Regions from separate parts of the Mus musculus genome. Here all the other regions are linked to region 1. The links are chromatin loops, found by intact Hi-C in ENCODE. Cell type or tissue: heart. All regions are shown on one strand. Region 1 holds the start of Med13l (mediator complex subunit 13-like). Region 2 holds the start of Gm30604 (a long non-coding RNA gene). Region 3 has its middle 2.5 kb from the start of Gm30746. Region 4 has its middle 3.7 kb from the start of Gm30746. Region 5 has its middle 14 kb from the start of Gm46921.

The links. Peaks named below come from ENCODE experiments on the same cell type or tissue, not always from the same donor. Only the 100,000 strongest peaks of a DNase experiment are listed, where the experiment ranks them.
Region 2: a loop joins it to region 1, with 2.2 times the contacts of the local background. A loop is called at or near these places in 9 of 42 quality-filtered maps.
Region 3: a loop joins it to region 1, with 2.3 times the contacts of the local background. A loop is called at or near these places in 6 of 42 quality-filtered maps.
Region 4: it touches region 1 in a loop (2.3-fold over the local background); 7 of 42 quality-filtered maps call a loop at or near these places.
Region 5: a loop joins it to region 1, with 2.3 times the contacts of the local background. A loop is called at or near these places in 8 of 42 quality-filtered maps.

Annotation. Positions count from the first base shown.
Region 1 is chr5:118,558,362-118,562,361 of GRCm38, forward strand. It overlaps Med13l (mediator complex subunit 13-like), which reads left to right and starts at 2,358. Exons shown (of 31, transcript NM_172424.4): 1 at 2,358-2,496. The coding sequence starts at 2,425. In heart, CTCF peaks have their summits at 1,781 and 2,602; DNase peaks (open chromatin) are centred at 1,880, 2,460 and 3,040; H3K4me3 peaks cover 3,073 bases; H3K27ac peaks cover 2,677 bases.
Region 2 is chr5:118,378,685-118,382,684 of GRCm38, forward strand. It overlaps Gm30604 (a long non-coding RNA gene), which reads right to left and starts at 2,234. Exons shown (of 6, transcript XR_878721.1): 1 at 1,945-2,234; 2 at 1,213-1,299. In heart, a CTCF peak has its summit at 1,764 (motif pointing right); DNase peaks (open chromatin) are centred at 1,077, 2,077, 2,237, 2,867 and 1 weaker place; H3K4me3 peaks cover 1,600 bases; H3K27ac peaks cover 1,406 bases; H3K27me3 peaks cover 977 bases.
Region 3 is chr5:118,457,575-118,461,574 of GRCm38, forward strand. No RefSeq gene overlaps it. Among named protein-coding and RNA genes, the nearest start is that of Gm30746, 2.5 kb to the right of the region's middle. In heart, no CTCF peak of the experiment used is centred here; DNase peaks (open chromatin) are centred at 1,607 and 2,067; H3K4me3 peaks cover 1,215 bases; H3K27ac peaks cover 1,367 bases.
Region 4 is chr5:118,463,711-118,467,710 of GRCm38, forward strand. No RefSeq gene overlaps it. Among named protein-coding and RNA genes, the nearest start is that of Gm30746, 3.7 kb to the left of the region's middle. In heart, no CTCF peak of the experiment used is centred here; DNase peaks (open chromatin) are centred at 1,271 and 1,641; H3K4me3 peaks cover 1,475 bases; H3K27ac peaks cover 2,529 bases.
Region 5 is chr5:118,476,471-118,480,470 of GRCm38, forward strand. No RefSeq gene overlaps it. Among named protein-coding and RNA genes, the nearest start is that of Gm46921, 14 kb to the right of the region's middle. In heart, no CTCF peak of the experiment used is centred here; DNase peaks (open chromatin) are centred at 381, 1,251, 1,951 and 3,781; H3K4me3 peaks cover 1,210 bases; H3K27ac peaks cover 3,661 bases.

The DNA of each region.
Region 1 (4,000 bases):
TATGTCTCTTCAGAGGGCACTTATTTCAAGACAAGGAATTCATCCACGTGCTAACTACCATGTCGAAAACCTGTCCCTTGTAGTGTTTCAACATGAATGGTAAGTGGGACACAAATATCTGGTCCTAGCAATATATAAAGTTGAGCATTTTTTAAAAAATAATTTTATTTATTTTATTAGAAATGCTAGCATTCCTAATCTGTAAACTGTTTTTCTTGTTTTTTAAAAGATTTATTATTATATATATATAAATAAGCACACGATAGCTGTCTTCAGACACACCAGAAGAGAGAAAGTCAGATCTCATTACGAGTGGTTGTGAGCCACCAAGTGGTTGCTGGGATTTGAACTCAGGACCTTGGGAAGAGCAGTCAGTGCTCTTAACTGCTGAGCCAAATCTCCAGCCCTGTAAACTGTTTCTTATTTGTTTGGTTTTGCTTCTGTGCAGCATCCCACCCCCCTTTTCCTTCCCCTTATGACTTGCTTAGACTGTGACCAGCTCATAGCCTTTTGCCTACGCGTGTGATGAGTATGCGTGGATTCTGGGTGTGATGGACCATCTGACTGCTCAGGTCTCAGTAATACCACATGTGTGCATAAAGTGTCGGGCAACTCCCCCTTGTAACCCTTCCCCCAATAGCATCTTAACGGAAATGTGTGACCTTGGCTTGAGGTCAGCAGGTCAGCAATTAGGATTTGCTTTGGACAGATTAGAAAATGAGGCATAGTTAAACTTTGCTGGGCAGGGTCACAGCTAGGTGTAGCAGAGCCAGCTCCTGGCATCCTCTCCAGAGCCTCCTGAATTCAGATAGTTCAGGAGTTGAGCCACTCAGTAACTGGGACCTTGGGGATGCTATTGCACCCCGATTCTGAGGACTCTGTGAAATGACCTATGTGTTCGGGCCACCTTCATTCCAGGGTTTAAGGTTTGTGGTAGTCTCAAAACTCCATTCATATGTCAGATTTGTGCCCGCTTTATTTTGCTTCCACCGCTCTTTCCAGCGTTTTACTCTTCCTTTGTTTCTTGGAGACAGTGTGTAGACCAGGCTGGCCTGGAACTCATAGAGATACGCCTGCCTAATTCTACCTCTTTCCAAGTCAACTTTCTCCCTTTCTCTATTTCCACGACGAAAAGTCCTGGAAGGCAGTCTCCGGCATCAGCACTTCTCCCAGTCCCATTACTCTCTGAAGAAGGGATGCTGGTTATTATTGACCGCTTGGAGCTGGAGGAAGGGCCTGCTCCCCTCCACATAGCCCAGTGTGAATGTGGCACCTAAGAGCGCTGGGATCATCTATGTAAGGAATGCCTGCGTGCACGCACAGAGTGGGCGCCAAGGGCTCCAGCAGCCGGGATGCTTTAGGAGCTCAGCGCTCGGGAGGCAGTGAGTCCCGAGCCCTGGCTTCCCGATGCCTGGGTTCGAATCCCGCGACCCCGGGCAAGCACCTCGCTCGCTGCCTTTGTGTCTCTTTGAGTCCTACTCCTCCGCCCGGTGCGCTGCGGCAGGCAGGCCGGCGGGCGGTCGCGCGCGAGGTTTCGAGGAGGAGACACTCCTCGGCTCGCTCGGCCAGGCCGGGCCGGCCCACGCCGCTCCTCGGGGACCCGAGATGCTCCCCCAGGGGGGCTCGGAGGCCGCTCCGGGGAAGCCGCGGCCCTCTTCGGCCCGCGCCCGACGCGCGCCCGCGCCCAGGGCGGGGCGTCCACGCAGCCCCGGCGTCCCACGGCCGCCCGCACCTCTTTCTCTTCCCTCCCTGGCTCCGTCACCCCGCTCCGAGAGGGCCGCGCTCGCTCGGCTCAGCAGCGCCTCCCGCGAGCCACCACCGCCGCCGCCGCCGCCGCCGCCGCGGCCCCTCCCCCGCCCCCCGCGCGGCCGGCGCCCGTCACGTGACGCGCCGCAGCCAATGGCGGGCCGAGCCGCGGTCGGCGGCCGCCATTGCTGTCAGAGCGAGCGAGCCCGGGGAGGGAGGAGAAGCGCGGCCGACTGGGGAGGAGGGGGGGGGTGGGGAGGAAGAGGAAGGAGGGGACGGCGCTCGGCTGCCGGGGTCGCCCGCTGGCTTCGTCCGCACCCCCCCCTTCGCGGGCTCGCGCAGCGGCGGCGGCGGCGGCGGCGGCTCGGGGCGGCTGCGGGGCTCGCGTGCCTCCCGCGCCGGCGCGGCCGAGGGCGAGTCGCCCGCCGGCTTGGAGATAAACAAGGCGGCCGACGAGGCGGCGAGGCGGAGGCGGAGGCGGCGGCCCTGCGCGACAGAGGCGGGCGGCGTTGCCGGCCCGCGCCCCCCGCCGCCGCCGTCGTCGCCGTCGTCGCCACCGCCGCCCTCGGGCCTCCCGCGCGGGCCTCGCGCCCCTGGTGCCCGGGAGCCGCCGCCGCCGCCGCCCGGCCCGGCCCGCTCCGACATGCCCCGCTCTGGCGGCCGGGCTCGCGGAGGACCATGACCGCCGCGGCGAACTGGGTAGCGAACGGGGCGAGCCTGGAGGATTGTCACTCCAACCTCTTCTCGCTGGTGAGTGGCGGGGCGGGGGGGAGCCCGGGTTGGGGGGCGCGACCTCCCCGCCGCGCAACTTTCTCCTCCCGGAGCCCTGGCGGCGTCGGCGAGCGCGGCGCCCGGCGTGGACGTGCGTGGGGAAGTCGGGGCGCTGCGGACGCCGGGGCGCGCTCGGAGCGCCCACCTCCGTGGCAATCACACCCCCTCCCCTCCCCTTCCCCCCTTATTTTCTTTTTTTTTCTTTTTTCTCCTCCTTCCCCGAAATGTGGAAGGCTTTTCTGCCTTGTGCAGCCGCCGGCGCGGGTGAGCTGCAGGCTCGTCCTCTCTCTCTCTCTCTCTCCCGATCGGATCGGCTGCTCTCCCACTCGCCGGCGTCTGCCTTCTGATTTTTTCTTTCTCTCTTCCTCTGTTTCTCCGTTTTTTTCCCTTTTTTTTCCTTTTAATATTTCCACAATGACACCTGCGATTTCGCCCGAAAACAGTTGATGGAAGGCGATGGTGTCAGGGAAAAGGACTCTGGCAGCCGGAGCTCGCTCGCGCCGTTGTAAACACGGACAGCCGCCCGCCTCTCGGGGTTTACTACGCCGGAGAGCGGGAGAGCCATTGCTCGGAGCCCACGGAAGGTGGAGGAAGCTGCTGCTCCTCGCTCTCCTCCGCTGCCTTTAAAAACTGTTTTCTCTGCTTTAACAAGGAACACACACACACACACACACACACACACACGAGCAACAAGCTGGGCGGTTTGATAACATCGCTTTTATCTGCCTTCGCCTCTCCTCTCTCCCGCTCTCGCCTCTGATAATTGACAACTTTTGCTTTGGAAGTGCATCGCCTGCCTTAATCTCGAACCATTTAGGGTGTCAATTGTTCTTCTGGAAGCCTGGCACCGGGCGACGGCGGCTCGATTCGTCGAAATTAAAAATGTATAGAGCTCCAGCAACTCTTTCCTGGCGGTGGCAGTGACATTTGGTGGTAAATGCCATCTTTGCTTTTTATTGGGTCGTATTACCTAGCTCTGAAAACATTCGCGTTGTTAAACCCGGCGCTTACGCTGATAATGGGAGTGCATGGTCTTTAAATACGCGCTTTGTGCCTGAGTTACTGTGTGTGTGTAGCTATGTGCCCGGGAGAGTACGAATTTGTTTAAATATTGAGCAAAGATTTGTAAACAGATGTAAGGCAATTATGTTTCAAGCGTAGAATATAATTGGAAAATTGGTTGAACGGCCTATTTAATTTAGCCTTAAAAACTCAACTTATTTTAGTTGTGTGCCCAATTTTGGTGGGGAGGGTGCTGGGGGGGAGGGTGCTGACTTTTGGAGAGCATGCATTTATTGCAAATTATTTTCTGGAACCCCTGCTGCAGATAGAAGCTTTATTTCCTTTTAGTCCTTGTTTACACTGGATAAATAATTTAGTGTTCAAATTGTAATTAGTTACATTTAATTATGGGTGGCATAGATGCTTTTTCTCCCCTTGGAGACTAGTGGAGAAAGAGGAATTGTTGCCAACTTTGGAAGTG
Region 2 (4,000 bases), 180 kb before region 1:
TCTGAATGGATGGGTAGACAAAAAACAAAACAAAACAAGAACCTGTTTTAAGGAAATCTGTGCTTTGGGGCATTTTGGAGATCCAGGTATAAGGATCTTGATAGGCCAGGCCTGTCTCAAATAAGATGTAAAAAGAGGGCTGGTATATGACTTGGGTAAGGTATTTATTTGCTCAGTATATGTAAGGTCCTGAGTTCAAATCCAGTATTGAGAAGAAGGCAAGACGAGGGAGGTGGTTACTACAGCTGGGCATACTGGGACAACTTGGCCCCATGATGGGACTTGGCTTGGCTCTGTGTCACATACTTACAACACAGGTGGAAGTTGTGGCAGGCAGGAGCTTGGGGTTATCCTGGGCTACCAACAAACATGAGATTCCAATAAGACACAGCTACCTGTGCACAGGAAGGTGCCCACGGCCTAGGTGGGGTAGGGATTATGAGCAAGAGGCATTGACAGAGACTGGGATTTATGCCCAGGGTGCTGATTGGAAGCTAAGCAGGAATTACCAGACAGACGTATACGTTCAGCCCGTTACCGGTTTTTATGCCCTGAGCACACAGAACATTTGTAGCACCGGGCAAGGGCGGGTGGGGGGAGCAGGAGCTATTTCTGTGAGGATGCCGTGGGGTGAAATGCCTGTAAACATCCCCTCTCCAGGGCTGCGCTCTGCTCGGCAGAGGTTGCCCCGGTAATGAGTTTAACTCTTATGCTATTCATTCAGCCATCCGTGAAAGCCACAAATATTTACCGAGCACTTAGGATATGCCAAGTGGAGGCTGGGGACGCTGGGGACACAGAAGTGCCTGCCATCAAACGTGTGCCTCCCTTTTTGGAGTTCTCATACCAGCGGAGTCAGTAAGCTAACACAATACAAGGTGTGGTGAAGACCAGTGGACCACATGCTCGAGGATTGGCCGGCCTCCTCCAATGCCCGTCGTCCACCTGATCCAGGTGCGCTACGGGAATAAATTAGAGTCAGAGCCGGTCTGGCGAGACCTCGAGACCTTGGAGAATGACCAGAACTGACAGCTTCACTTCCCAGTTTACACAACACATTTTTAGATCAGGGAGATCCCGGACTGTGCCAGCCAGACCAAGATGGCCCAGCCAGTTTAGCAGTTATTTCCTGCCTTTCTCTGAGTGGTGGTGGAGGGGTAGGGGATGGGGATGAGGTAGAAATCCCACGTCACAAGAAAGAGTTGCCCTCACCTGCTTATAGGGCACACTCCAAGATGGGAAAGTGGGCCCAGTGAGAAGTCTCAGCCGGTTAAAGGGGCTTGCTGCCAATCTGACAACCTGAATTCGAGAGAACCACACAGAGTTCTGTAATCTCCATATACATGCTGTGCCCCCCCCCCCACACACACACACATACACATGCACACTAAAAGGAAAAAAAAATCTTGGGCGGGGGAGGAGCCTGAAAAGAGATAGAAACATAAGGAAAGCAAAGGGTTGTCTTATCTTTTCAGTGTGTAAGAGGGCAAAATGTCACCAGGAAGAGAAACAGTCTCCATGCTACAGCGTCTCAGAAATCAGAGGCTGGGGACTTCTGATAAGGGCCATGGATCCCAGTCTGCACCACTGATGGCCCCTCACAGCTCCTCACGTTGTCCATGACATCAGTTTTGTCCCTGACATCAGTATTGCCCACGGCATAGAACTCCCAGGGTAGGAAAGGACTCAACAGCAGACAGAACTGGAAACCCCAGTCTGGCCTGATTCTTAGACCCGTAGAGCTTCTACTGGGCAGAGGTTTGTCCTCAGGGTGGCACCAGGGTGACTCCAGCAGTCGAGTGCTGGAGAAGGTGGCCTGAGAAGCTGAGCTTGCAGAAGTGGCTGGAAGAGGAACCGTGGCCCCGCCCACCCACTTAAAACAAGAACAAAAACAAAAACCAACCAACAAGGTGACATCCAGGACAGAAACCCCTTGTCCTCTACCTGCGTTAGCCTCTGTCACGCAATAAATAACACCTTCGAGGAGGGTGGCCCGAGCCAGGCAGTAAGTGATACCGCCGTCAGTCCAACCGTCCTGTTGGAAGAAACACACTGTAATCATGCCTGAGAAAGACATTTGGCAAATGAGTTCCCATTTTCACATTGGATTGTGCTGAGCGTATCAATTTCCCGCGGGCCGGCCAGCGTTGGGGATGTGTAATTGATTGCCCGCGTTATAATAAACAAGCCGTGACAGGCGATCATTCATCACGGGCCGCTGAACGTTCCAGCGACGCCGGGAGAGAGGGGGCGCGGGAGCCGAGGGAAAGGAGGGGAAAGCAGCGCCCCGGAGGGCGGGGAGAGGGAACGCCAGGGCCGTAATTCTTTTCATTATCTAATTTGTTCTTACTGGCCTGGGTCCTCCCCCATCCCATCCCCAAGGAGGCCTAGGGGTTGGGGGAGGGGGCGGAGGGGGGGGGCGCGGAGACGAGGGGCGGGGCGAGCTGTAATGTGGGAGGATTTGTTCTGGAAAGCGAGGAAGGGATGTGCGCAGGACTTAGCTCTTTCAAGACCCCGCCTCCAATGGATGCGTCGGAAATTTAAATTTAAAATAAGACAAAAGAAACAGCAGGGGTGTTGTAAAAGACAAACACACAGACGAGTCCTTTTATCTGAGAAAAGAAGAGAGTCAGAGTTGACATCGACTGGGGCTCTGGCAGCGGGTGATGGTCCCTCTCGGCCTCCCACCCACTCCCACGGACGCTGAAGAGTGAAGTTTCAAGGCGTGCAGCAGTGGGGAGGGCGTGAAGGGAGCTGGCTGGAGTCCTCAGGCCTCACCCTGCCAGTTTGCAACCCCTTCCCCACGCTCTTAGCATTCCCCTCAGCCCTCCTGGGTACCAAATGCAACCCTCCCAGGGCCAGGGAGTGGAGGGGTGGAGCCTGTGCTGACGGAGGCGTGGTTTACAGGGGCGTGGTCATGTTAGAAGGGGAAAGGCAAGAATAAAAGAAAGCGCAGGGCTTCAGAGTGGCTCACTATTCCTGCCTGGTTAGTATTGTCTTTAATTTTTATCTTTAATTGGCTGGCCATGGTGATGCCCATCTTTAATCTCAGCATCCGAGGCGGAGGCAGGCAGATCTGCATGGAAAGTTCCAGATCACCAAGGGCTACATCAGAAGTTCGTGACTCAAAAAAATTTTTTTCTTTTAATTAGATTTTAATTTGGTGGTGGTATGCACATAGACTAGAGGACAATCTGAGCAAGTCTCTCCTCCCACTTTGTTGGCCTTAATGGTCCCTCTCGGGCAATCTGACTTGGCTGGAAAGTAGCTTTGCGGCACGAGCCGTCTCAGCCTAGTATCTTCGAGGCGATGGAGAGGAGGAGGTTTGGAAGACTCTGCAAGAACCTGTATCTGAACAGCTCACCAGCCCCAACATGGCTGCTCTTCCTGCAAAACCCACCGTGTCTCTAAAGGAGGAACTGCTCACCTGGAGCCCTCAAGAGTTCATGGAGGGGCTGGAGAGATGGCTCAGCAGTTAAGAGCACTGACTGCTCTTCCAAAGGTCCTGAGTTCAAATCCCAGCAACCACATGATGGCTCACAACCATCCGTAATGAGATCTGACCCCCTTCTACTGTGGTGTCTGAAGACAGCTACAGTGTACCTACATATAATAAATAAATAAATAAATAAATAAATAAATAAATAAATAAATCTTTTAAAAAAAAGAGTTCATGGAGGCATCGGAGAAGGCGTGTGTGCATCTCTCTTCCCAGAGCAGCACTGCCTATGTAGTGGATCCTAGAGGCCTGGTGTTGCGGGGGAGAAATGAAGGCACAAAGAAATGAATGAGCCATAAGGAAAAGCTAAAACGCGGACTTGACAGTGTAGCCCTCTAAAATATATACGGGGCTGGAGAGATGGCTCAGTGGTCAGTCGCTGCTCGGACCCCCAAAGGGTCTGAGTTCAGTTCACAGCACCCACATCAAGTGAACAGAACAATATTATCCATAGACATTCACTGTTTAGCCCCGCCTATCCCAGGTCATCATCCATCTCCT
Region 3 (4,000 bases), 100 kb before region 1:
GGCTCAGCAAGCAAAGGGGCTTGCAGCCAAGCCTAATGACTTGAGTTCTGTTCCTAGACTACACAATGGCAGGAGAGAATGAACTCCCACAGGTTGTCCTCTGACCTCTACACGGGCACTCTGATACTCATATTGTCCCCCAATAAATGAAAAAATTGTAATTAAAATAACAGAACATCTTTGCCGCCCAGTTGGTATAGCCCTTGCCTAGTTAGCATACACAAAGCCCGGGATTCTGTCTCCAGCACCACATAAACGTAAGCTGGTGCTGCACACCGTGGAGGCAAATCAGAAGTTCAAGGTCATCAACAGCCACTATACAGTGCTAGCCTAGGCTATAAGCTATACTGTTAGCCTAGGCTATAAGCTATACTGTTAGCCTAGGCTATAAACAATAGAAGGGCCCTTGTGAGGCTGGGAAGGGTGGGTGGGTGTATACGGTGTGCTGAGAATAGAAACCGAGTATCACTAAGCTAAGCAAGCACTACATCAGCCCTTGGTGGGGGGGGAGCGGGGAGAAGAAGAAGAAACTTTTTTCTTTCTTTCTTTTTTTTTTTTGTTTTTTTTGTTTTTTTGTTTGTTTGTTTTTTTTCGAGACAGGGTTTCTCTGTGTAGCCCTGGCTGTCCTGAAACTCACTTTGTAGACCAGGCTGGCCTCCAACTCAGAAATCTGCCTGCCTCTGCCTCCCAAGTGCTGGGATTAAAGGCTTGCACCACCACCACCCGGCAGACATACCTTTTTCATTTTGAGGCAGGACTTCACTAAGTTGCCCTGACAGGCCTTGAACTTGTGATTCTCCTGCTTCAGTCTTTCACATGTCTGGAGTATTGAGGCTGTTATCCTAGCAGTGGGAAGACTGAGGTGTGAGAATTGCTGCACACTTAAGGCCAACCTGGGCTACATAGTGAGCTCCAGGCAAAGCTAGAGCTATACATCATAGAGAGTGATAGAGGTAGATTAGAAAAAAGAGAGAGATGACAGATAACAGACAGATAATAGAGATAGATAATAGATGATAAAAAGATTGTAGCTAGACATGTGATAGATTAGATAGATGATAGTTAGATAATAGATGATAGATTGATAGACAGATAGACAATAGTTAGATGATAGATAGATAGATAGATAGATAGATAGATAGATAGATAGATAGATAGATAGATAGATAGCCCGCACCTGCCCTGAGCTCTTGCTCAACCGGTTGCATCTGCAGCGCAGGCTGCTGGGCTTTCTTTCCCACTGCTATTTAGTAGCAGTTGTACTGACATGGCCGGGTCACCTCGACCTCCTGGAGGGCGCTTCAGGCTGGGACTCTATTGCCGGGCAGACACACAGCCCTTGACTGCTCTGTCACATTAGCTGTGGGGTACTGTCATTGAGTACTTTCACAGAGTGCCTGGCTAAGCCTCCTTCGGTCTCCTCCCCCAGAGAGAAAACAATAGGCGGAATTTTAATGGGGTGGGAATAATCGGGGACTCCGAGAATGAATGGAGGGGGAATGAATGAATCACCACCCTAATTTCTGCCTTCTGAGGCAATAGGTGTGCAGTCTCCATTTCTCAGAGCTAGGGGAATGTCTGCCAAAATAAATTAACTTTCCCACGTCAGTGAGTCATTTGGCTCGCGTTGCAGCCTCGGAACTGAGAGAGAACGGGAGAGACCACAGGGCAGGGAGGGGCTGGACTGACTGACTCAACAAGAAGGAAGCAGCATATGAGCTCTCTCTCTCTCTCTCTCTCTCTCTCTCTCTCTCTCTCTCTCTCTCTCTCTCTCTCTGCCACTTTATGTCTATCTCCCACTGCTTTCCCTCTGTGTGTGTGTCTCTCTCTCTGTCCGTCTCTGTCTCTGTCTCTCCCTCTCTCCCTCTCTCCCTCCCTCCCGCTCCCCCACCTCCAGTTCCAACTCCTCAGAGGTAGGTGGTCTGGATGTCGGAAGCTCCCCCTCCGGACACACAAAGTGTGGCAGGGCCAGGCTGAGGCTCCCGCGCCCCTCTCTTCCATCCGGTGCTCTTGTCCCACGGGTGCCAGACCTTGGCTATTCCCACACTCCAGCGGCTGGGGAGCTTCAGGGCAGAACAGCAGAGATCAAAGCCAGAGCCAACAGGTCCTTAAGAAGAAAGGGCTGGGAGGAGCCAGCTGAGATGGACTTAATTACCGACTCCTCGGGCTTGGGGTTTTATGAGCAGTTCTGCCTGTCTCCTAGAAACCGGACCAGAGGCAGTGAACCCAGCATAAAAGAAATTGATGTGAGACAGGAAAGGCAACTTTCTGACCTCTGAAGTGACGATATTCCAACAGGCCCACTCTCGCGCTCAAGCGTTTTCTAGCTCCTTATTATCTGTAGAAGGCAATAGGTCTCAACGTTGCCCTTAAGAGCATGGGCTTTGCAACCTGGCCTGGTGTTGTTCGCCTTTAATCCTAGCACATGGGAGGCAGAGGCAGGCGGATCTCTGAGCTCAGGGCCGGCCTGCTCTACAGACTGAGTTCCCCCAACAGTCAGGGCTATACAGACAAACCCTGACTGGGGGAAAAAAAATAACAAAAACAAAATAACATGGGCTTTGGGAGTCTCAGAGACCTGGGTGGAGGTCGTAGCAGGGGGTGGGGGTAAATTATCTTCAGTGAAATTGACTTTGTAAAATAGTGTATGATTGTGTCTTGGTGTTTTAGGAAAGGTTGCCGGAGCCATATTCCTTCTCGTAGATCCCCACATCCCTGAGCACTGGCATTTCCTTCTGAACACTTAAGTCTAGATAGATGATAACCCACAGTAAGTTCTCATCAGCATCGAACATCACGGGCATCTCTGGATGTGGAAAGTGCACACATTTTCCTTTTTCACAGAGACTGAATTTAGGGCCACATATGTCCCCAGCAAGTACTATAATGGTGAGTCGCACCCATCACTCAACACCCCCCCCCTTTAGTTAAAAAAAAAGTCAAGATTTAAATACTTTTAAAAGGAATTGTATGTGCATGGTTGCTTTTCCCACACGTGTATGTCAGTGCAGCGTTTGTGTGTCTGGCTTGGGGGACGATGTCCGATCCACTAGAACTGGAGATACTGGCAATCATGAGCCACCACGTGGGTGCTGGAGACTAAGCTCAGATCCTCTGTAAAGGCAGCCAGCTCTTAACCACGGAGCCCTCCCTCCAGACCTTTTTAAACTTTGGGACAGTGTCTTATTCTATTTCCCAGGCAGGTGTGGAACTTGAGGTCTCCTCAGTAGCAGGGACTGACAGGTATGCACTTTGAGGTCTGGCTTATCAAAATGGCTTCAAATCATTGTTTGAATAAAAGTTCTTGGATAACCCTTCCTCTTCCTCACTCCATTTTTGTGAGGGTGTGTTGTGGGTACATCTTAGACACACACACACACACACACATTGTATGTGTTCTCATGGGTGTGGGTACGTGAGTGTTCTACCTTATTCATTGAGGCAGGGTCTGTCCGTCAAGCCTAGAACTTCCCCGTGTGGCTAGTCTCCCTAGTCAGCTTGCTCTGGGGAATCTCCTATGTCAACCTCCAGAGGCTGTGTCAACTACAGCTGATCACACTCACTCAGTGCTTAATCTCCAGCCCCTCCATATGTGTGTGTGTGTACACGTGTGCTTGTGTGTATGTGTTTCCCTCCATGTGTGTTCATGCATGCATGCAGGTGCAAACATGTGTGTTCCTGTGCTTGTGTCTGTGTGTGTGTGTGTGCATGCGTATGCACGTGTGTGTGTTTTTCCTCTCTGACTGTCTTGCAACCTTGGACTCCCCATCAGGATGAGACAATTTCCAAGCAGAGGGGGGCGCAGCTCTCTAGGGCACCTAGGTCATGTTCTCTGCCCTCCCAAACACCCTACAAATGATATTTACAAAGTAGTGAGTCTCAGCTTCTTCTGATATTTGCTGAGGCGCCTCCTCTGTCACAAGAAGGACTTTGAATCGACATTAAAAATCCTGGTGTAGCTGAGAGGTGAGGGATTGAGGCAGGCATGTGCAGGAAAGGA
Region 4 (4,000 bases), 95 kb before region 1:
GTGGGTCACTGGCAGCTTTGTCCTCCTAGGTCCTTTCTGCTTCTTGGCTTCTATGAGCCAAATGACTCTACCTCAGTCGGTTTGTTATAGTGACACAAAGCTCCCTTCTTTCATGACTCTTCCCCACAAGATGAACTCCCTGGTGAGCTAACCAGGGAGCTAGCATCTTGCCTTCACTGTATGTATGTATCTTGCCTTCTCCTTCCTCCCCAGGGTTTGATTTTTCCCATCTGTAAAATAGGATCGTCTTTTGGTAGAGTGTATGTTTCTGGTGGCTGCTTTGACAAATGGCCCCTGCAGTCCTCGGGGAGGGGGGCTTCATTTACCTTTCCTGGAATCGGAGTGCTGCCTCAGAGTGTCTGTGAAATCCCTGCCTTCGGTTAAGGACACCTTACTTGGATGGAAATTTGGAACTGAATTCAGTGTGATCTCTTCTTCCCTTTCACCTTTATTGACAAATAAGATGAAGGTCTCCAGCCATAGAAGCAAGCCCAGCCTCAGCCCCACACATGGTCCCAGCTTCTCCCTTTGACCCGCTTGGGGGACCCTCGTCTCCTGTGCAATGGGAAAGAGCTGGTCCTGAGAGCGGAGTGCTTGGCTTGGCAGCCACTTCCTCCACACAGCTAGTCATTTTCTTCTCTGTCTGGTTGCTGAGCCTGCATGCGGCAGGGTTGGATATGAAGGTCAGGCTCTCTCTCCACTTTTCCCAATCGAACTTTCCACAGAAGTCAACTTTCCCAAGGATGCTGGGTGCCCAGCTATTATTAGTTCAGATTCAGCACTGACAGCACGGGGAACCAGACAGAAAAGCAAGCTGCATGCTGGTTGAAGCTGGTGCAGGCTCAGCTCACCTGGGCGTGCACTGGCCCCAGGCTAGTCTAAAAGGGCAGAAAGTCTAGGACTCAGAGCTTTGCACTGGAAGATGATTCTGGGGTGTATGCACCCCATCCTTCTGCAAACCTCTTGGATAAGCATTAACACATGCCAGGCTGGTCAGGGTACTCTGTTCCTGTCTCACCTCATCCCTATAGCCACTTTGCAAGGCTACTGTCCTGGTCCATGCGTCAGGCCCCATTCCCTAGCCTGGCAAGGTGGTTTATGCTTATAATGCCAACACTCAGGAGGCAGAGCCAGGAGAATTGGTGAGTTTAAAAGGCCAGCCTGGGCTGTTCGTAGCAAGGCATCCCTGGAGTTCTTGACCCTGAATCTAGATAGGGTGGGGGTAGCTCTTCCATCCGTCCCTGTTTGGAAGGTGGGGTTAGAAGTGGGAGGGATTTTCTAGGAGGAAAGGGCGGGGCTTTAAGGGACCCTCCTTCTTCTGGTCCTCCTGCTACAAAATAGAAAGCAGGAAGGAGTTTTAGGGTGTGAACCCATGTTCCGGGTGTCTGTGTACACACATTGAGTTAATGTGCAGGGTGCGCTTCTGCGCGTGAGAGGACGTGTGTGACTGTGCAGGGTTCAGGGAAGTGGTGGCTGTGTGTGTATGTGAGAAAGAGTGAGCAAAGGTGGGTGTGCCGTGGAGGGAGGTTTGGGGGGTGAGAGAGAGAGAGAGGGTGTCGGGAATGAGCGAGTGTGGGGTGTGTAGGGGTTTGTGATGTGCGTGTGTATGTGGGGGAGGGTGAGTAAGTCTGGTATGAGTGTGTGTGAGGGGGTGGAGAGAGGGAGGGGTGAATGAGTGTGGGGTGTGTCAGGGTGTGACGTGTGAGAGAGGTTTGTGTGTAGCGATGAGTGTGTGTGTGTGTGTGTGTGTTTGTGGTTTTTGGAGGGGCAGGGCTAGAGGCCAACACTCCTGGAGCTGAGCCTGGAGGGTCGAGCCCAAACATCCCCCTCTTGTCCCTCCTCCCCTCCACCCTATCCTCCTCCCTTGGCCCCCTGGATTCCCAGAGGATTCCGTTAACAGCTGGAACAAATGAAAGGGGGAAAGCTGGGCGGGGCCAAGCGGGGTCAGAGGGGCTGTGCGGGCGCTGGGCTCTGCCTTCCCGGGTTCCTGGATGCTAAGGATTACAGCCTGGGCTGCCGCTATTTAATCAGCTGGTAGCAATTTAACCATTACACCCCAGTGAGAGAATCTAAGACATTTCCTAAAGCCCGGGAAGGAGAGGACTCAGAAGGGTGGAATGCGGGGCTCGGGGGGTGGGGGTGGAGTGGGGGTACGACCGTCGGGACACAGTACAGCTTTATTAAAGAGGGAAAAAAAAACAGAAAGGGGCTAATTCCGTCTTATGCAGTAAAGATGGGGCAGGGTGAGAGCCCCAACGTGGGGTGTTGGGGACCTTAATGGGCCAGTGAGGGAGCCTATAGAGCCACCTAGATGTGGGGATTTGGGGCGGGGGGGGGGATTTTGTCTCCTGCATCAAGGGGGTGGTCCGGAGTCGGAGAGGGAAGCCTGCTTTGTGTAATCCCTGACACAGCCTCCCTGAAGTGGGGCCCAGCAGAGCAGCTAAGCAAGGGACCCCCTCATTGTGGGCTACTGGCTGATAAGTGAGTGTTTAGAAAACAAGCCCGCGGCTGTACTCTGTAAGAAGTGGCTTCCTCCGCCTCTTTTCTGCTTCAGGTGCTCCTTAGCCCTGCCACCAGCTGCTGCCTTGGAGCTCCCAAGAAGGCAGCAACAGTGGGAGAGCCTTGTAGAAGACCAGCCCAGGAGACAAAAGCAAGGGTGGTTTTTGAGGTATCGACAAAGCACTTCCCTTAAAAGTCTGGCGTTCTAGGCTGGCACTCCAGGCTGTCCTAGGCTTGCTGATGTTCCTGGAGCAAGTTGCTAAGTGTCTCTGAACTTAGGTTCTTTGTCTGGCTCACTTGGGTTGGTGAACTTTTTCTGCTCAGGGCCAAATAGTAAATAAGCTTGTGAGTCACAGTCCCCACGGCAACCATTCAACTTTGTCCCAGAAACAGGAACTATAGATAAATGAATAGGCATTGCTCTGTCTAATAAAACTTTATTTACAGAAACAGGTGTTTCCTGGGCTGTAGCTTGGTTCTGATCTAGGAAACATAAAACGACAGTGCACATCTCCTGCAGCCACAGTGGCTTGTGCCACCATATCTCCAGGGTCTGAAACACATCTTCAGGTGACTGTCAGCCAGGTGGCAGAAACAAGGCAGCAAAGATTCTTCTGCTCAACAAACTTGCCACTCATTGCCCATAGATCAGTCACATGCTGGGAGATTCTTTGCACAAGTCAGAGTCTCCATCAATTTTCTATGGCTGTCACAGAAGGCAGGAGGCAGGGTCGTTTAGAAAGAACAAAGGTTTATTCAGCCCACAGTTATGGAGGTGGAGGTCCAGGATCAGAGGGTTGTATCTGCTGAGGGTCTTATGCTATAGAAGGCTGGCAGAAAGACAGACAGGTTCATATAGAAAGGACATAACAAGGGGTGGCTTCACTTTATGGTTGCAGGAATAAACTCTCTTGTGAAAGGCAGTAATTCCTGAAAAACAATCTAATCACCCCCTTTTAATGTAGCTTCTTTTCTAAGGGTTGTGTGTGTTTGTGTGTTTCTGTGAGAGTGTATGAGTATGTATGGGTGTATGTATGAGTATATGTGTGTTAGTGAGTATGTATGTGTGTGTGCATGTATGTGTGTGTACTTGCATATGGAGCTAGGAAGTCAACCTTGGGTTTCATTCCTCAGGAACCACCTCGGATTTTGAGACAGGATCTCTCATTAACCTGGAGCTGGACAATTAGGGTAGGGTGGCTGATCATCAAGCCCCAAGAATCTACCTGTGCCTGTCTCTTAGCACTGGAATAACACAGTGACACACACTCACATACTCTCAAACACACATTCTCATACACACACACACAAACACTCTCACATACATTCACACACACTCTTAACACACTTACACATGCTCACATAACTCACACACACTCACAATAATCTCACACACTCACACATACACACACTCACACACGCTCTAACACTCACATACACTCACACACTCACATACACTCACACACTCACATACACTCACACACTCACATACACTCACACA
Region 5 (4,000 bases), 82 kb before region 1:
AAGATCTTACAGGATCTGGGTCTTGATCTTGTATCTCACTGAGTTTTGCCCTCTGTAAAGTGGGCAGCTTTTGGCACTGTCTTCAAGGGTTGTGTAGGGGAAGCTGAAACATTAGCCCATGCTATGCCACACATACCATTGAGTGGTGCATGGTGAACCCCACAAATACAGGCTTCCTCCGCCGTACCCCTGTGAGTACAGCACAACATCTAGGGGAATCAAGTCAGACCAACAGTTGCTCCAGGAAGGAAGTTGGGGCCAGGAGGGGGTCTGGCAGGGCCTGGAGCCCAGCTGGGGTTGCAGAACAAGTTGGTAGGTCTTGACACCACAAGGAGCCAGAATCCAGCCTAGAATAGAAACCGCCTGCACGGCTGGCTGGGAGCCCCTTCCTGGAGTGATGACAGGCCAGTGTGCCCTGCTGGCTGGGCAGGTGCTTGTGGCCAGTAGTGACAAGGAAGCAGAGCTGCTTATGGTGAACACCCCATCCCCCGGTGACCACCTTAACTCTCTTGTCCCTTCATTGTCCAGGAAGCCTAGGGAAGACCCTGCCTCGTCCACAGTAGGCTGTCAGGGAGAGGCTGGTAGCCACTGTCTCTTGAGCATGTATCAGAAACCAGGTGTTGCATGAAACCTCCACCAAGTTCCAAGGTGGAGGGACTGCCACTCTCCCATGTCACAGATGGAGCAACTGAGGCTCAGACAGGGGACGTTAATTATGTTCATCTAACCCCAGTCTCTTTTACTTGGTTCTCACGCCATTTTTCCAAGGAGACCCATCTGTTCTACTTGTCACAAACAACCATAGATTAAGCAGTAGGAACCTGTGACTTGTCACCGGTGTTGGGGGCGGGGACTAGATGGTGGAGGAGGGGAGAGGCTGGCAAAGCCCAGATCCACGCTGAGACTAAGATTTTGTCTGAAGGCTGGATACACAATTGAAGACTCCTTTATGGTCTTGAGAGAAAACTGGCTAAGTTGGTTCCTTTCAAAAGGGAGATTACATTTAATCGGGTAACTAAAATGCTCAGGGCCATGACTTTCAGATCCAGGTTGATCCGGGTACACAAGAGACTCTGGAAATCCAGCCCCATCCTTTGGCTTTTCTTGGCGCCTCATTATTGATCGTCATCTCGATGTGGACAATGAGGACAATCGCCACTAGCCCTGTACTTGATTCTCATCTAGTGGGAGATTCTCATCAGATTCTAGCACCGGTCTGTCCCTGGACCGCTGTGTGTGGCTGTGCAGCCCTGACATGTTCGTTGTGTAGCTAGAACGCAGCACACAGATCAGCCACGACTCACTGTCCTCTCATCCAAATCAAGGCTGAAAAGGAGGGTCAGATGACTCTCCAGGGAGGAGTGACTGAGCAACATCCTGAAGGAACTGTGAGTTGTTGACATGGGACTTGGGGAAAGCCCAGGGGGGTTTTAGGAAGCAAAGTAGTTTTGTTTTGTTTTTGTTTTTTTTTTATAAATCACATGGAGACAAAACGAAGTGATGCACACTTTTAATCCCAGTACCCAGGAGACAGGGGTGGCTTGAACTGCGTGAATTTCATGCCAGCCATAGCTTCATGATGAGACACTGTCTCAAAAAAATTATTTTTTTAAACTAAAATTTTTAAAACTCACACGGATTGAACCAATCATAGAGGCTGGGTCTGCTTGGGCTTCCCCTAAACTGAAGAAGCTGCGAAGTCCCCACGGGTCATGTGGCATTCACAGCTTCCCCTGCGGTCGCTTCAGTTTCAAACTTTGGTTGACTGTCAGGGACAGCAGAGCCACCAAACAACACCCACCCTGCAACACTCCCCCCCACCCCACCCCCGGGCCCGTTAGTTCGCCCTCTGCACACGTGAACACATTTCCCCTTCACAAGACAGGAAACGCAGGAAACCAAAAACCTTTTCAAATAACTTGCCTGCAGCACTGCAGGCTGGGCCATTGTGACGTCAGGCCAGCAATCAGCCAATGCATGGGTGGTTCCGCCTTCCTAATCTGTATATTGTGTTCTCATAGGCTCTCGTTTCTCGCCCCTCCTTATTGTGGTGAGGTTTTTTTTTGGGGGGGGGTTGTTTTGTTTTGTTTTGTTTGTTTTCTGGGCTTCCTCCCCATTCAAGGGCTTACTCTATCCCAGACCTCCAGGTCAGCTAGGTTTAAGGATAGCCACGATGGTGTGGGTTCCCTGTGGGTCCTCTGTGTGGCTGGGCACAGAAAAGGCCAGGACTGGTGGCCAGAGAGCTGGAGGCTAGACCCAGAGTCTCCTCACCTCTGACTCCAAAAGGCATCCCGTGACCTAACAGTATGGACATGTGCATGAGCCTGCCCTAATGTGTGCCTGTGCGCCTATCTGTCTGTCTATCTATCTATCTATCTATCTATCTATCTATCTATCTGAAAAGAATACTAGAATAGGCCCTGTAAGCTTTAATTACATCTGGCTCAAGATAAAGAAGTTATAGTGAGTGTCCCAAAGTGTTCTGCCAAGAGAGGACTATTGTTGAAAATTTCTGATTTTGCCTAGACACGGTGGCACACATTAATTCCAGCACTCTGGAGACAGAGGAGCAGATCCTTGTGAGTTCTGAGTTCAAGAGCAACCTGGTCCACATAGCTCGAGGCCAGCCAGAGGTATACAGTGAAATAAATAAATTAAATAATAAAGTAAATGCAGGCACCACCAACTAGAGTACAGAGGGGGTACCCATGGCTCCAGCTGGATATGTAGCAGAGGACTGCCTTATCTGGCATCACTGGGAGGGGGACCCCTTGGTCCAGTGGAGGCTTGATTACCTAGGATAGGGGAACTATAGGCCGCTGAGGCAGGAGTGGGGGAGGTAGGGTGGGGGAGGGGGCACCCTTATAGAGGTAGGGGGAGGGAGGAGGGGATAGAGGGCTTGTGGAGGGGAAACTGGGAATGGGGATAACATTTAAAATGTAAATAAATAAAATAACCAATAAAAAACACAAATAAGCCGGGCGTGGTGGCGCACGCCTTTAATCCCAGCACTCGGGAGGCAGAGGCAGGCGGATTTCTGAGTTCGAGGCCAGCCTGGTCTACAAAGTGAGCTCCAGGACAGCCAGGGCTATACAGAGAAACCCTGTCTCGAAAAACCAAAAAAAAAAAAAAAAAAAAAAAAAACACAAATAAATACAGGAAGAAAGGCCGAATTCCGCCTTTATTTTTCAAGACCATTTTGTTGTTTGCTTTTGTTTTTAGGATGGGAATGTGGATAGGGGTCAGGCAAAGTTTCACTGTAGCCCAGGCTAGCCTGAAATCCATAATCCTCTCTCCTCAGCTTCTTGAATTCTGGGAATACAGTCAAGCCCCACCATCCCCAGTTTTCCAAGTCATTTTGTTTTTGTTTTTTGAGACAGGGCTTGTCTGTGTAGCCTTGGCTGTCCTGGGACTCACTCTGTAGACCAGGCCCAAACTCAGAAATCCACCTGCCTCGGCCTCCCAAGTGCTGGGATTAAAGGCGTGCGCCACCACACCTGGTTTTCCAAGTCATTTTAAATGTTAACTATGTATCCTCCAGTTCTTTACCTAGGAGAAAGCCCCAGTGCAGATTTGACTACAGCCAGAAGCCAGCATCACTTCCTAGAAAGCCAGGGAATCAGCTGATGCTGGCCTCCATCCTCTGGGTGTGTGAGGTGTTTAATCTCTGTTCACTGGGTGAGGCTGACGGCCAGACAGATGGACAGTCCTGATAGCTGGGAATGGATAAGGACGATGTCTGACTCATCTATGAAAGTATGAAGAAAGGAAGAGTGCAAACCGGTTCTGTGCTTCTGTGCTTGGGGGACGACAAGGACATTCTGTACCCAATGTGGCCACGTGCTTTTAGCTCTGAGGCTCAGGCCCCAGCCAGGACTTACACTCCACCCTCCCTGCCTTCCTCTCTCAGACCTGACTTTTGTACTCAAACGAGGACTCATGTGGGATTCCCAGACCTGATCCTGGGTCCACTGAGCCTCTTGCCTGCAAAGAGAATGAC